4 separate regions of the Homo sapiens genome follow, and all the other regions are linked to region 1. Evidence: chromatin contacts called from ENCODE Hi-C or POLR2A ChIA-PET data. All regions are on one chromosome and are shown on one strand. Each heading gives the region's core, a stretch centred on a gene start or an enhancer-like site at or near the end of the contact. The rest is flanking DNA. Distances are from core to core; before and after follow the strand shown. Region 1 holds the start of BRAF (B-Raf proto-oncogene, serine/threonine kinase). Region 2 overlaps TMEM178B (transmembrane protein 178B). Region 3 overlaps LOC105375535 (a long non-coding RNA gene). Region 4 overlaps DENND2A (DENN domain containing 2A).

Region 1 (3,385 bases), core at 578-3,077:
GATGATATAAAGAGTAGAAAACAAACATTATCATAAACAAGCTGATGCTGAATAAAGCAAGCATATTGGATGAATTTCCAAAGATGATGATGCAAAAAAAAAATTGCAGAGAGAATGAGATGTTATGAGAATTGAGAAATTAGATGTTAATAGTAAGTAGCAAAGAGAACTTCGAGCAAAGTCAACAGAGTAAGTCACATTACCTAATCAATAACTGTAAACCACAATTATTATACCATATCTTATTTGTAAAGCATAATAAAGTATTATTTTCTGTAATAAAATACCAAATATTTGTAATAAATTTTATGTAATAAAAAAACGTAAATAATTTGACACAGTGCTAAGAGGCTGACTAATGCAAAAACAGGCTGAGAGAAGCAAGGACTGGAGAGGAAAAAGGAAAAGGAAAAAAATAGGACAAAAAGGAGGACAACACTAAGAAATCAATCAGACCTATAAAAATGGGTAGGAATAAAGAGGTGTGAATGCACAATGGACGACTAGCCAAAAAGTGCCAGTAGTGCAAGCGCGAAAAGAGCCAAGTGAAACCTGATGGAATCTTGACAGCTTCTGGGCTCAGAAAACAAGTAGCTCCAAAGTGTCCAGGAGGATTTGTGAAGATAACAACAGACAACAATGTTAGGGAGTGGTGAGATCAAGTACAGAGCCTCAAGAGGACCAGGGTAAGAGAAGTGCAAAAATGCTCTTAAGTGGGAGCTGGGGTTAGAAGGCAGGCAGGTCCGACAACTGGAAAATGAGCGGGCGGTAGATGGGAATAGAATGGGGGTTACCAATCAGCGACAGAGCGCTGACAAACATTAGGAACAGAGGACCAGAGACCAGAAAAGGCATCGGAAACTGCGATTTAGGATTGAAAAAGTAAAGACTAAATCAAAATAATTTGCTGGGTAAAACAGGTGAAGAGAAATCCCCAAATAGAAAAGTGAAAAAGGGCAGCGGACTGAGAAGGGGGGCAGTCCGGGAGAGGAGAGAGGAAATGATGAGCCCCATCATCCCCACGACCATGTAAGAATTACACGCGACAGTAACTCGGGCTGTTGTCTCAGCCCCAGCAACTAACCTATATCCTCCACGTCGAGGCCGCCGCCGCCCCCACCCCACAGAGATGCAGAGCTGGATACTTCAGCCAATCGTGACCTTCTCGGACCAACCCTGAGTTTCGCCCCCTATTGATAGCCTCCCGCTCAACCACCGCTGCCCCAATCCCCACATCTGGGGTGGGGGCCAGGGAAACCCCCCGGGCCATTGTGTGTGTTTACGTAGGAAGGCGCTGCATGACGGAGAGGGACACGGGGGCGATGCCCACCTCCCAGCCCGCGGAGCTGGCCCGAGAAGGTGGCTGAGGGCATCAAGCCCCCACCGCCGCCTCTTTCCAAAATAAACACCAGCCAGCCGCCGAGCCCGGAGTCGGGAGGGCGGCAGGGTGGCGCCAGCACTCACCTCCTCCGGAATGGCAGGGTCCGCAGCCGAAGAGGCCGCGGCGCCGGCGCCGGCGCCGGCCTCGGGCTCCATGTCCCCGTTGAACAGAGCCTGGCCCGGCTCCGCGCCGCCACCACCGCCACCGCTCAGCGCCGCCATCTTATAACCGAGAGCCGGGGCCCGAGCGGCCGCTGTCGGGCGGGGAGGGGGAAGGGAGGCGGAGAGCTGGGGGAGGCGGAGGCGGAGGCGGAGGCGGAGGAGCGGGGGGCGCGGGGGGCGCGGGGAGGAGCGGCCCGGGCGGCGCCGCGGGCGGAGGGCGCCTGGGCCACCTCAGGTACCGGCCCGCGGCCCCGGGCGCAGCCGAGCCTGAGGGGATTGGGGGAAGGACGCTAGGCGGGGGTGCGGGGGGGAGCGGGGGAAGGGGGCGGAGACGACGAGAAGTCGCCGCGGCAACGGCGTCACCCGCGTGTCACGGTCGTGACGTCACCCCGGTGCGTGACGTAATCTGAGGCGCGCCTTCGCGCCGTCGTCCGGGGAGGGTTTTTTCCCTTCTAACCACCCGCGCTCTCACACTTTGCCTCCGCTCCGCCGTTTCCATGGCTCCGGTTTCCTACTTTCCTCTTGTCTCCTCCGTCCTCAGCCTGTTCTGTAATGTGGGATTTACTAGAAGAGCAGGGCTGGTGTTCGAGGAGGAGAAGTTGAAATCCTAGAGGGAGGAAGGCGGGGAAGCCAATACTACTTGCTATTTCCACTGCAATGAACGTCTCTGTGTCATCAAAATAAGAACTTCAACCCCAAGGTTGAAACAGCCAAGCAGAATTTGATGGAAATATATTTAGGAACAGCTAAATTAGCAGTGCGACGCGTGTTTTCTTTTCATTGAAGAATTCAGCCAGTTAAAACGAGTCTAAATGGAAGTCTGAAAGCTTTTTCTTCATTGTTGAGGAATAAAATATTTCGTGTATTTTTCGTTTTCCAGATTCATTCATTTAACAAATATCAGTTGAGCACTTTCCATGCCGTAGGGCCTGTACAAGGCACATAGCATTCTAGACATCTGAAGCATCAAAACTAATCATTTTTATTTTGAAGAAAATCACTCAAAATATTTTATGTACTTTGTGCCTTTCATGAACAGAATATTCCAAGCATTCTCTGCAAAATACGCATGAAAACAATTGGGAGAGAAGAGGTCAATTATCTTTGAGAAGCCCAATTACAGAATGAAATTCAATTCATTATTAAAAATACATGGATCTAATAAAGAATAAATAATTGGAAAAGAAAAGTTTAAGGAAGAGAGAAACGGGAATGAGAAACAATTACTGTGGGCTCCCAATGGCCTGGAGTGAATCACCAAAGTAACCTAAACATGAAGTCATGAAAAACTAAGTGGATTCTGCCTTTTAGTACTTCCCATCATGGGGGAAGTCACCAGCGACCTCCTTACTGTATTTTGGATGATTCAAGAAATAGAAAGGTGTCCTACTGACTTCTGAAACAGGGTGTCTTCATATTGATTAGGGTCACCGTAAGCCTGGGAGCTGATGCTTACTCTCAGGTAAAGGATGCTGTGTGAGGCTGCTTGATGAATGAGAATACTAACATTCTTCTGCATTGAAAAAATATAACCTATAAGATGAACATTGTAGGCCGGGCGCAGTGGCTCACGCCTGTAATCCCAACACTTTGGGAGTCTGAGGCGGATGGATCACCTGAGGCCAGGAGTTTGAGACCAGCCTGGCCAACGTAGTGAAACCTCATCTCTATTAAAAGTACAAAAAATTAGCCTGGTGTGGTGGTGCACACTTGTAATCCCAGCTACTCAGGAGCCTGAGGCAGGAGAATCATTTGAACCTGGGAGGCAGAGGTTGCAGTGAGCCGAGATTGCACCACTGAACTCCAGCCTGGGCAACAGAGCCAGACTCTGTCTCCAAAAAAA
Region 2 (3,144 bases), core at 52-2,551, 440 kb after region 1:
CTTTACATGTTTAAAAGATTAGTTGCCAACATTTAAAAATCAGGAGATTTTACATAAAAATCTATGTTTCTGATCTCTTTTTAAAAATTAGCCATCCTGGCAATATTAGGCCTGCATGACATGACATCCTGGCAATATTTCTGCATGACACAGTGGTCAGAGCAGAGTAACCCTTGTCCCGTTTTAGCCTCATGTGTTCTCTCTAGTTTGCCACCATCACCCTCTCTTGATTGTCTCCATGACACCGAGGCTGAGTGTTAGTTTATCTATCATCACTCTTGCAATGTTATTTTTCTCATAATTGAGACTGTCTCTCTCAAGAGTAGGAAAACAAAAGAAAAGATAGAGTAGGCTGCATGTTTCTTACACCCAGCCCACTTCATCATTAAAATTAGCTGCCTACCAGCACCTGTAGGCCTTAGAATTTGCAAACCCTACTATAACTGTACTACAGACCACAAATGGAAATTTGTCTTTGTGACACTTTCAAACTCACCCTTCTTGGAAAAGGGAAGGTGATAAGGTTGATTTTTCTTACAAGGCAAAACATCTTTAGTGCGTGGCAATGGCTAAATTAATTCAGCTTTCCAGACCCCTTTCCTCTAAGACAGCTAGTCTGACAAATGCCATTGCTAATTAGCGCATCGAGTCATGGCAGAGAATTCTGGAGGTCACAATTAGTGCTTTTCAACAGGCCCCACAGATTAAGATATGATTTGCAATCTTCGTCTGGCACTGAGGAAGTCCTGGGTGTCAGCAGTAGGCCCTTTACTTTGTATTGGCAGAGGGTGCCCCACCAGGGCCATTTGCTGGGACAAAAATCACTCAATTCCAATGCAAGAAAATAAACATATGGCACCATAGTCATGACAAAGTGGACCTGTTTTGGCTTTGAAGTGTACAGACAAGTTGCCTGCAGCCTGATCATCTCTCATGCTTCATAGTAAAATGCTGTCCCCATGGTGCCTATAAAACCGCTGCTTTCCTCTTTGATTCTCTCCTAAGCAAGAAAGCATAACACATGCACTTTTTTTTTTAAAAAAAAGACCTATTAATTGGTCAGACAATTAATATATCCACTAAAAGAAAAGTGCTCTGTGGAACAAGGAGGACTAGATAATTTTATGATGAAAGTGTCAAATCTAAGAATCATCACTCTGTGGGGGCATTTGGTGCTTTGAGGTCAGCATCATAACTTTGCTGGCATTCTGGCTGAAGGACTGGCTTAGGGCCTGGAATCTGGACATCCATGACTAATTGGGAAAGCATCTGTGAGTTCCCCCACCTCAGCTGGGCAGAGATGCAATGAGCAGTTTGAAAGTTACAGGAGAAGTGGAAAGGAAACCACCCGGGCTGTAGCCATTTCTCCTGGAGCGACAGAGACACTCAGGGGTCAGTGCATGTCATCCAGATACAGCACACCTCTGGCTGGCCATCTGGAAAAGTGCTCATGAGGTCAGATATGGCCGGAACCATGGCAAAGGGAAATTGTTTGAGCAGGTATAGCAAAGGCTGGGAAGATAAAGACGGGTCTGTCCTCTGGAGACAGAGCAGGCCGAGAGCTCCCATGCCAGTGGATTCTGGAAAATTGGCAAGGCGGAAAATTTAAAGGAGACAAAAATCATCGGAAAAGTCCCAAGGGCCCTAACACCAAATAGCTCATTAATGCTTGGAAAAAAGAGCGAGCGAGTGTTAATGTGAGTCAGCATGTTGTGACTTGTGAATGGGACTGGCACAAACCTTCGGGATTCGCCTTTGCTGGGTTAGTAAACAGTTAAGAATTCCTTTAGGATCTTGCTGTTGAGAGCCAAAATATTTTGAGCAAAATACATCACACATCACTTTCTTCCCTGAGTCTATTGCACATATCTTTTGGGTGTCAGTTTCTCAAGATATCGTAACTTAGTTCACAGAGTGCTTCCACACGTGGCCTTGTAGGACCCTCCCAGTAAGTAACCTTCTGGAGTTGACGGAAGTATTTTAATTTTCACGTGAGAGAAATTGAAGATCAGTGAAGTGATTGGCCAGGGTCAGGCTCATGGGTGGGAGACCAGGACTTGAACGCAATTCTCTGATTCTAACTGCAGTGCTATTTCTGCTCTCTGAGGCTGAATGTTTTCCTGAGATGAGGTTGGTGTGTCACGAAGAATTATCCCCTTCTGTCCTTCGTTTATCTTCAGAAGTGGAAAACAGAGAGTTCTGTGGAAGTTAGGTCTCTTGTAGTTGCTCATTTGAAACAAAGTGCTGTTTTGAATAAAGATAAGCCTGGACACACAGGAGATGTGCTCAACCTTCCTGAGGCTATTCTCAAAGTTAAGTAGAGGACCCTTTCAGCCCAGGAGGTTGAGGCTGTAGTGAGCCGTGATTGCGCCACTGCACTTCAGCCTAAGCAACAAAGTGAGACCCTGTTTCTAAAAAATAAATAAATAAAATAATAAAAAAGAAATAAGAATATTTAAAAATGAAAATAAAAAATAAAAATATTAAATATTAAAGAATTTAAAATTGAAAAAAAAATAAAGGTTAAGAAGGCTTCATACATCACCTTGACTTACTCCTAATATCTGTTTAGGCTTTTCTCACCCATGAATGTATCTATACTATGTTTAGGTGTAGTTACAGCTTTCCATCTTCTAGAAGTAATAGATTTATGTGTTTTCTGCCTACAACAAAAAATGTGGCCTCTTTTCACTTGTCCTATGACTAACTCCTTCAAATGCTACTTTGCAAAGTGAGCAGTTCCCCTTTCCTGCCCTAAAATAATTTCCCAGTAGCTGTATCATTTTAGTTCAGTTAGAGATGCGTTCAATTGTACTGTGCTTCTGGGCTATACTCCCTTTCAAAGAAAATACCTCTCCCAGATATTTGTTCCCAAGTATTAGGAACACATTAAAAAGTTGGGGCTGGGCACGGTGGCTCACGCCTGTAATCCCAGCACTTTGGGAGGCCAAGGTGGGCGGATCCTGAGGTCAGGAGATCGAGACCATCCTGGCTAACACGGTGAAACCCCGTCTCTACCCAAAATACAAAAAATTAGCCGGGCATGGTGGCACGTGCCTGTAGTCCCAGCTACTCGGGAGGCTGAGGCAGGAGAATTGCTTGAACCCAGGAGGGAGAGGTTGCAGTGAGCCAAAATCATGCCAC
Region 3 (3,022 bases), core at 435-2,934, 270 kb before region 1:
CAATATAACCACCGCCCCATTACCAACATCAATACCACCACCATCACCATTGTCACCGCCATCACCACCACCACTGTTACCACCCACTACCATTACCTTGACCACCACCACCACCATCTTCACCACCACCACCACCATATTCACCACTACCACTATCTACAAGGTCAATGGTTCTCAAAATGTTTTCCCCAAACCAACAGCATCAGCATCATATAGTAACTGTTAGAAATGCACATTCTTGGGCCTCACCCCAGACCTACAAAAGTCAGCAATGGGGTGGGGCCAGCGCTCCAACTAATTCTGATGGATGCTAAAGTTTGAGAGCCACCATTCTAGATAAATTTCTAGGATGCCCACAAGGGCCTTATTTTCAGTCAGACCTTCCACAATGTATCCTTTAAATTTGTGAAAATTTGCTTGTCTTATGAAGTAGTCAGAGAAACAAGACGACCTTTATCTAGGTAATATCGAGGCAGAAATTCAAGGAAAAATAAATCCACTGAGCTGGTGCACACCTTAAAATAATTATCCTCCTGTATTCACCCATACTTGTCTAGTCCCCTGCATCCCGCAACATTTCTTGGCGAGCCAGCCAGGAGGAGTGGAGACGGCAGATCTACTGTCTCCTTTCCCTATGGGGCTGGAGCCCCGGGCCTGGGGAGACCTGTGACCCCAGGTGCCACCTGGAGAACTTCAGCCTAGAGGGGTGAAATCAGCTCTCCTGTGACCCAGCACCCCTACCCAGCAGCACAACAGAACCTGAGAGGGGCTACAGGACAATTCCAGAAACAGCGTGCTTCAGGAACTGCGGTAAGGTATTGGGGCCCAAGGCAGGACCCGTCTCATAAGGATAGAAGGGGAGCCTTCCCAGGGTGTAACTGGTAGTCTGACCCAGACGGGTTAGGGGCAGCAAGAACAGCTCGCCAATTTGGATGAAACTCACATCCCAACCGACACCGGATGTGAGAGTGGCTCGCTAAGTTGGTTAGGAAAAGGAAACTGGAGGCGGCAAGAGTGGCTCACCATCCCAATTAGGAACACAGGAACTGGGAATGGGGAGGTGTGTGAAAGTGTGTGAGAGATGGTTCCTGGAGAAACCAATGTGGGGAGTGATGTGGGGAGTCACAGATCTCTTAGCGTGGACTGTGTGCTCCAAGCGAAGTGTGGGGCCAACCTGGACTAGTGGCGAACCACATATGGCTAATAGGAGCTGCCCCACAGCTCAGAATTGTGGTGGGAATAAGGACCTCTCCAAAGCCAAGTGGTGTCTGAAAACTCCCATAATAGGAGAAGGTCTGGTTGGTCTGAGTCAAAAGGAAGAGTGGGTATGCTGCATCATAAAGGGAGGAAATAGGAGGAAAGTCATCAAAACCCACTCCATTGGAGTGCATGTTACAAAACTTTAAGAAAGGTTTTGCAGGGGATTATGGAGTTAAGCTGACCCCCCAAAGGTTGAGAACTCTCTGTGAACTAGAATGGACTTCTTTTGGAGTTGGATGGCCAACCGAAGGAACTACAGACGGAAATAATTGGCTGTGTATTTAGGGTGGTGACAGGGGTCGGAGGACAGCCTGGGCATCCAGATCAATTTCCTTACATTAACTCATGGTTAAATATAGTACAAACAAGACCAGCCTGGATCCAGCCCTGTTTAGTGGCTCATTGCAAAACACTTGTGGCCCAAGCTGAGCCAGAAGTGAAAGTAAGAGCAGGTTCGCCGACAGACACAGAGTTAAAGGGGAAGTCCCAGAGGGAACAAGAAAGGCCAGTTTTGCAGGAGCTGCCAGAGGGAACAGAGATTCCTCCTCCATATGTCCCAGCCTGGCCCCCTTTACTGAGGCCAACAGCCCCCCAGGAACCAAATTCAGGAGCTAGCACACCCCAAGTTTCACCCCAAAGGGAAGAATCAGAGCCTTGAGAGGCCAGGGAAGGAAATCAAGATAGTCGAGCAGGGTGTCTCAGATCTGGCTGTGCTCAAGCATGTAAATGCCTCTCAGGGAGACATGAGGACCCATTTATTATGATGACCAAGGCCAAGTCCAAGGGGGGCAACAGATTTTCATCTATGAGCCCTTTTCAACCACTAATCTCTTAAACTGGAAACACCATACTCCCTCCTATACAGAGAAGCCCCAAGCTCTTGTAGATCTGATGCAGTCCATCTTTCTGACACACAATCCAACCTGGCCAGACTGCAGGCAGCTTCTTCTCACGCTGTTTAACACTGAGGACCGCAGGAGAGTAACCCAGCAACTCTCCGCTGGCTAGAAGCCCATGCACCAGCAGATGCAGTGAATGCTCAGGCATACGCTCAGGGCCAGTTCCCAGACCAAGATCCCAACTGGGACCCAGAAGATGCGACCCAGCTTCAGCATTTGCAGAGGTACCGAAGACACTTCTGAAAGGGCTAAGAGATGGTGGAAAAAGGGCAATCAATAAGAAAAGATCTCAGGGATGCTTCAGGAAAGTGATGAGAGCCCTAGCCAGTTTTATGAAAGACTCTGAGATATACTGGCTTTTCACCCCATTTGACCCTGAGGCTCTTGAAAATCAGCGTATGGTAAATATATCATTTGTAGGACAGGCCCAGGGTGACATAAAGCGAAACCTTCAGAAACTGGAAGGTTTCGCAGGCATGAATGCCACCCAGCTTATAGAAGTAGCCACCAGGCTACTTCTATAAGTAGGAGGGTGGAGGATTACAGGTGGGATCACACCTGTAATCCCAGCACTTTGGGAGGCCGAGGCGGGCAGATCACAAGGTCAGGAGATTGAGACCATCCTGGCTAACACGGTGAAACCCTGTCTCTACTAAAAATACTCGGGAGGCTGAGGCAGGAGAATGGCGTGAACCTAGGAGGCAGAGCTTGCAGTTAGCTGAGATCGCACCACTGCACTCCAGTCTGGGCGACAGAGCGAGACTCCGTCTCAAAAAACAAACAAACAAAAAGAAGTAGCCACCAAAGTGTATGTTAACCATGACCAGGAGGCAAAGAAGGAAGCAGATCGGAGGCTTAAAAAG
Region 4 (3,102 bases), core at 603-3,102, 410 kb before region 1:
AGGCTGAAGGGGGAGAATCGCTTGAACTCGGGAGGTGGAGGTTGCAGTGAGCCAAGATCGTGCCGCTGCACTCCAGCCTGGGGGACAGAGCGAGACTCCATCTCAAAAAAAAAAAAAGTAAATAAATTTAAAAAAAAGTATGTATATTTTACTTTAAGCAAAAATGAAAATTAAGATGGGGCAAGTGTGCTAAGATACTTGTACAAAGATGCTGTTTTCGATGTTATGATGTTAAAAACTGGAAACGTCCTGCATGTATAAAGAGCCAAAGGCTGATGAACTAATAGCTTTTAGTATCCCCACAGAATGGAATATTATGCAGTCATTGGGAATGTTGATAAAGATGTACATTTATTTGCTTGGAGTTATTAAGTAAACAATATAATGCGAAATAAGTTAAAAAAAGAAAGTATATTCCAAAAAGTGTCCCTTTCTGGGCAATATACAAATATGCAGACTATTAAGAAAGTTGACTAGTCTGAGGAGCTTGCTAGATACATATATTCCTGAGCCCACACACAAACTTGACTAATCCAAGGAGCTTGTTAGATACATATTCCTGAACCCCCACACTCAAGGATTCAGGGATTCTCATTCAGGCATCCCCCTAGTCCCCACCCACACACACCCAGCCAGAGTTTTTTTGAGAAGGAGTCTTGCTCTGTTGTCCAGGCTGGAGTGCAGTGGCATGATCTCGGCTCACTGCAACCTTCTCCTCCCCAGTTCAAGCGATTCTTCTGCCTCAGCCTTCCAGGTAGTTGGGATTACAGGCACGCACCACGATGCCCGGCTAAGTTTTTCTTGTATTTTTAGTACAGATGGGGTTTTGCCATGTTGGCCAGGCTGATCTTGAACTCCTGACCTCAGGTGATCCACCTGCCTGCCTTGGCCTCTCAAAGTGCTGGGATTATAGGCATGAGCCATTGCGCCCGGCCAGGCAGGTTAATTTTTATGCACAGCCTGGTTTCTACCATTCTGGGAGCATCTTTGAGAATTTGATGTAAACTGTGGATCTTCACCTCTGAAAAAGTAATGGACACACCAAAGCCTGGGTAGAACTTGGAGGGGCGAGGGGGTCCATAACTCCAGCTAAGAGGAAGGATGAGAGGTCACCTCCCCTCATTTTCCTCATTTCTATTTATCCTCGGAAGGCCCCTTGCTCCCGCTCCCTAAAGGTTGAGAACCCCTGCCAGGCAGTATGGCCCCTCTGGGCCATTGTTGAGGTCGGCGCCCCTCCCTTTTGTGTTTCTGTGAGGGTCGCTGGTGAGAGCTGAGGGCAGGGGTCACCTGGTAGTGGCCCTGAGGCTTGCTCTGAGAACCTGCCTCAGCTGTGTTCGGGGCTTTTCCTGCCTCCCCGCTGTCCCTGCTGTCCCCACTGTCCCCGCTGCAGGACAGCTCTTAGGTCGCCCTGAGGTTTTTGGCCTTCTCCACACCCTCCCTGCTTCTGGTCCAGAAAACGCAAGCTGCCTCTCTGGCTGCACACGGCTCATGACGCCGCCCCAGCGTTCTCACCCTCCATCTTGTTACCATCAGCCGCAAAAGGTCCCCCCGCCCCCCACCGTGTACAGGCAGTGCACATCCACTATTGCATTAATGCTGCTCTGGGCCCCTGGAATGAGATGGGAACGGGGTCAAAGTTGTGGCTATGTGTTGGAAGGTGGGCCGTGAGCAGTGTCGTAAACTTGAAGACCCCTAGAACAGTTTACTGACCTCTTTTTGTGTGTGTGCCTCTAAAAGCCAGGGACTACTCAGGCAGTGGACAGTTCCATGGCTTCTTCTAAGAGAACAAGGCAGTCAAGAAGAGTCAGGTCCATTTGGGAAGAGAGACGTCCATGGCCTCGGCCACCAGGTGGCATCACTGTCCCTTCTGGAAGAGCAGCGTGTCTGGGAAGCCACATCCGTCTACAGCTCCCGTTCCTCCCTAGCCTCCACTCTAGGGCAAGGGCCCAGCCTTTCACTAGGAGGCCTCACTCCCTGAACCCGAGGCACCGGCTCCGCCTCCTCCCCTCACAGTCCTCATGTGTCGTCAGTCCCGCTCCGAGGAGCACCTCATTTCTGTTGCCCATCACCACTCCTCTTAGCTCCATTGCTGAGCGGCCGGATGGGACGAACGAGGGGAACGTGTAGGGCAGGACAGGCTCCTCTTGGCCTTGGCATAATAAACAGAAAACCCACACATTTTTCTTACTTTTAATATCTAAGATAAAAAAAAAAACCCAACCACCAAAACAACCCATTTGCATGTCGGCGACACGCCTGGTCTCGGGCTCCCTTTCTGGGGCTGTCCTCCCAGGCGGCTCCCAGGTCCTCATCCAGGGAAGAGCCCAGCCTCGGCCAGAAGCCACCGCGGCCTCCAGTTCCGCACCGTGACAACCTGGGACCCAGCCTTTCAGAAAGGCCACCAGGAACTGTTTTTAAAGCATAGGGCTGCACTAGGAGGAAGTTTTCCCTTGAGGCTGAGAGTTATTTCTTGTGGAGAAATTTCATTTTATTGCCTAAAAAAAAGGAAAATGAGAACATTTCACAAGGCAGACAAAGGAGGGTGAGATAAATCTTGCCCTTTCCACCCAGAAGTGGTGCGGGTAACGGGGCCCCCACGCCACCCCAGGGAGCCTCATCCCTTGCTCTGGAGAAGCCAAAGGGGCTTTGTTCTTTCCAGAGATCCCCGTGGGGTCTTCCTCAGACTTGAGGGGGTTTGAAAGGAAGACCATCAGAGCTGTCTAGGAGGGCTGGCTGCTTCTGTGGTAATAAAGGAAGCACCGAATTAACACATCCCTCAGGAGCCAGGGGAGGAGAAAGTGCCCAGCAATGCTGTGTGTATTTAAAACACTCTGCTTCCAGGTAGCCCTCCGTCCTGCAGGAGGCACAGATATGGCGCCCTTCACAGGCCCTCTGGGAGGGCCTCACTGCTGCAGACACCTCCCTACTGGGGCCTCCGTCCTCTTTTTTGGCTGTCTTCATTCTCCCTTTCCCTTTAAGGGCCTTTTCACTGATTAAACTACAGTCCTTGTAAGTGTCACGTTTCTACTTTCCAGAGGAATTTGGACACCAGTGCGAGTCTTTCTTGCCAGACGTCCTTGTCTGGTTCCCGCCATGCTCCCT

Evidence for each region. A loop is a pair of places that touch in the nucleus more often than their neighbours do. ChIA-PET counts read pairs that join two places held with the same protein, here RNA polymerase II (POLR2A). Pooled maps may share reads with other maps.
Region 2: a map of endothelial cell of umbilical vein shows a loop between it and region 1 (4-fold over the local background). The contact joins the enhancer-like site here to the promoter of BRAF in region 1. A Hi-C loop is called at or near these places in 1 of 168 maps with a recorded cell type or tissue (endothelial cell of umbilical vein). POLR2A ChIA-PET finds 5 or more read pairs at or near these places in 1 of 52 experiments (Caco-2).
Region 3: a loop to region 1 is called in a pooled map, with 3 times the contacts of the local background. The contact joins the enhancer-like site here to the promoter of BRAF in region 1. A Hi-C loop is called at or near these places in 4 of 50 pooled maps. POLR2A ChIA-PET finds 5 or more read pairs at or near these places in 4 of 52 experiments (Caco-2, PC-9, T-cell and 1 more).
Region 4: a loop to region 1 is called in a pooled map, with 2.4 times the contacts of the local background. The contact joins the enhancer-like site here to the promoter of BRAF in region 1. A Hi-C loop is called at or near these places in 5 of 50 pooled maps. POLR2A ChIA-PET finds 5 or more read pairs at or near these places in 2 of 52 experiments (BJ and H1).

What each region holds. Positions count from the first base shown.
Region 1 is chr7:140,923,102-140,926,486 of GRCh38, forward strand. It overlaps BRAF (B-Raf proto-oncogene, serine/threonine kinase), which reads right to left and starts at 1,828. Exons shown (of 18, transcript NM_004333.6): 1 at 1,465-1,828. The coding sequence starts at 1,602. LOC105375536 (a long non-coding RNA gene) reads left to right here and starts at 1,991. Exons shown (of 5, transcript XR_002956518.2): 1 at 1,991-3,385. RefSeq lists a silencer at 1,651-1,720.
Region 2 is chr7:141,361,478-141,364,621 of GRCh38, forward strand. The region is part of intron 2 of TMEM178B (transmembrane protein 178B); the gene reads left to right. Among named protein-coding and RNA genes, the nearest start is that of AGK-DT, 190 kb to the right of the region's middle. RefSeq lists an enhancer at 1,760-2,549. Within about 2 kb of position 1,302, at least 2 of the 41 ENCODE cell types and tissues checked have a DNase peak (open chromatin) inside an H3K27ac peak, as active enhancers do.
Region 3 is chr7:140,655,032-140,658,053 of GRCh38, forward strand. LOC105375535 (a long non-coding RNA gene) reads left to right here. Exons shown (of 6, transcript XR_928047.3): 5 at 558-810. Among named protein-coding and RNA genes, the nearest start is that of DENND2A, 16 kb to the left of the region's middle. Within about 2 kb of position 1,685, at least 20 of the 41 ENCODE cell types and tissues checked have a DNase peak (open chromatin) inside an H3K27ac peak, as active enhancers do; they include PC-9, where a contact is called at or near this core.
Region 4 is chr7:140,516,244-140,519,345 of GRCh38, forward strand. It overlaps DENND2A (DENN domain containing 2A), which reads right to left. Exons shown (of 20, transcript NM_015689.5): 20 at 2,177-2,495. The coding sequence ends at 2,464. Among named protein-coding and RNA genes, the nearest start is that of MKRN1, 38 kb to the left of the region's middle. Within about 2 kb of position 1,853, at least 11 of the 41 ENCODE cell types and tissues checked have a DNase peak (open chromatin) inside an H3K27ac peak, as active enhancers do.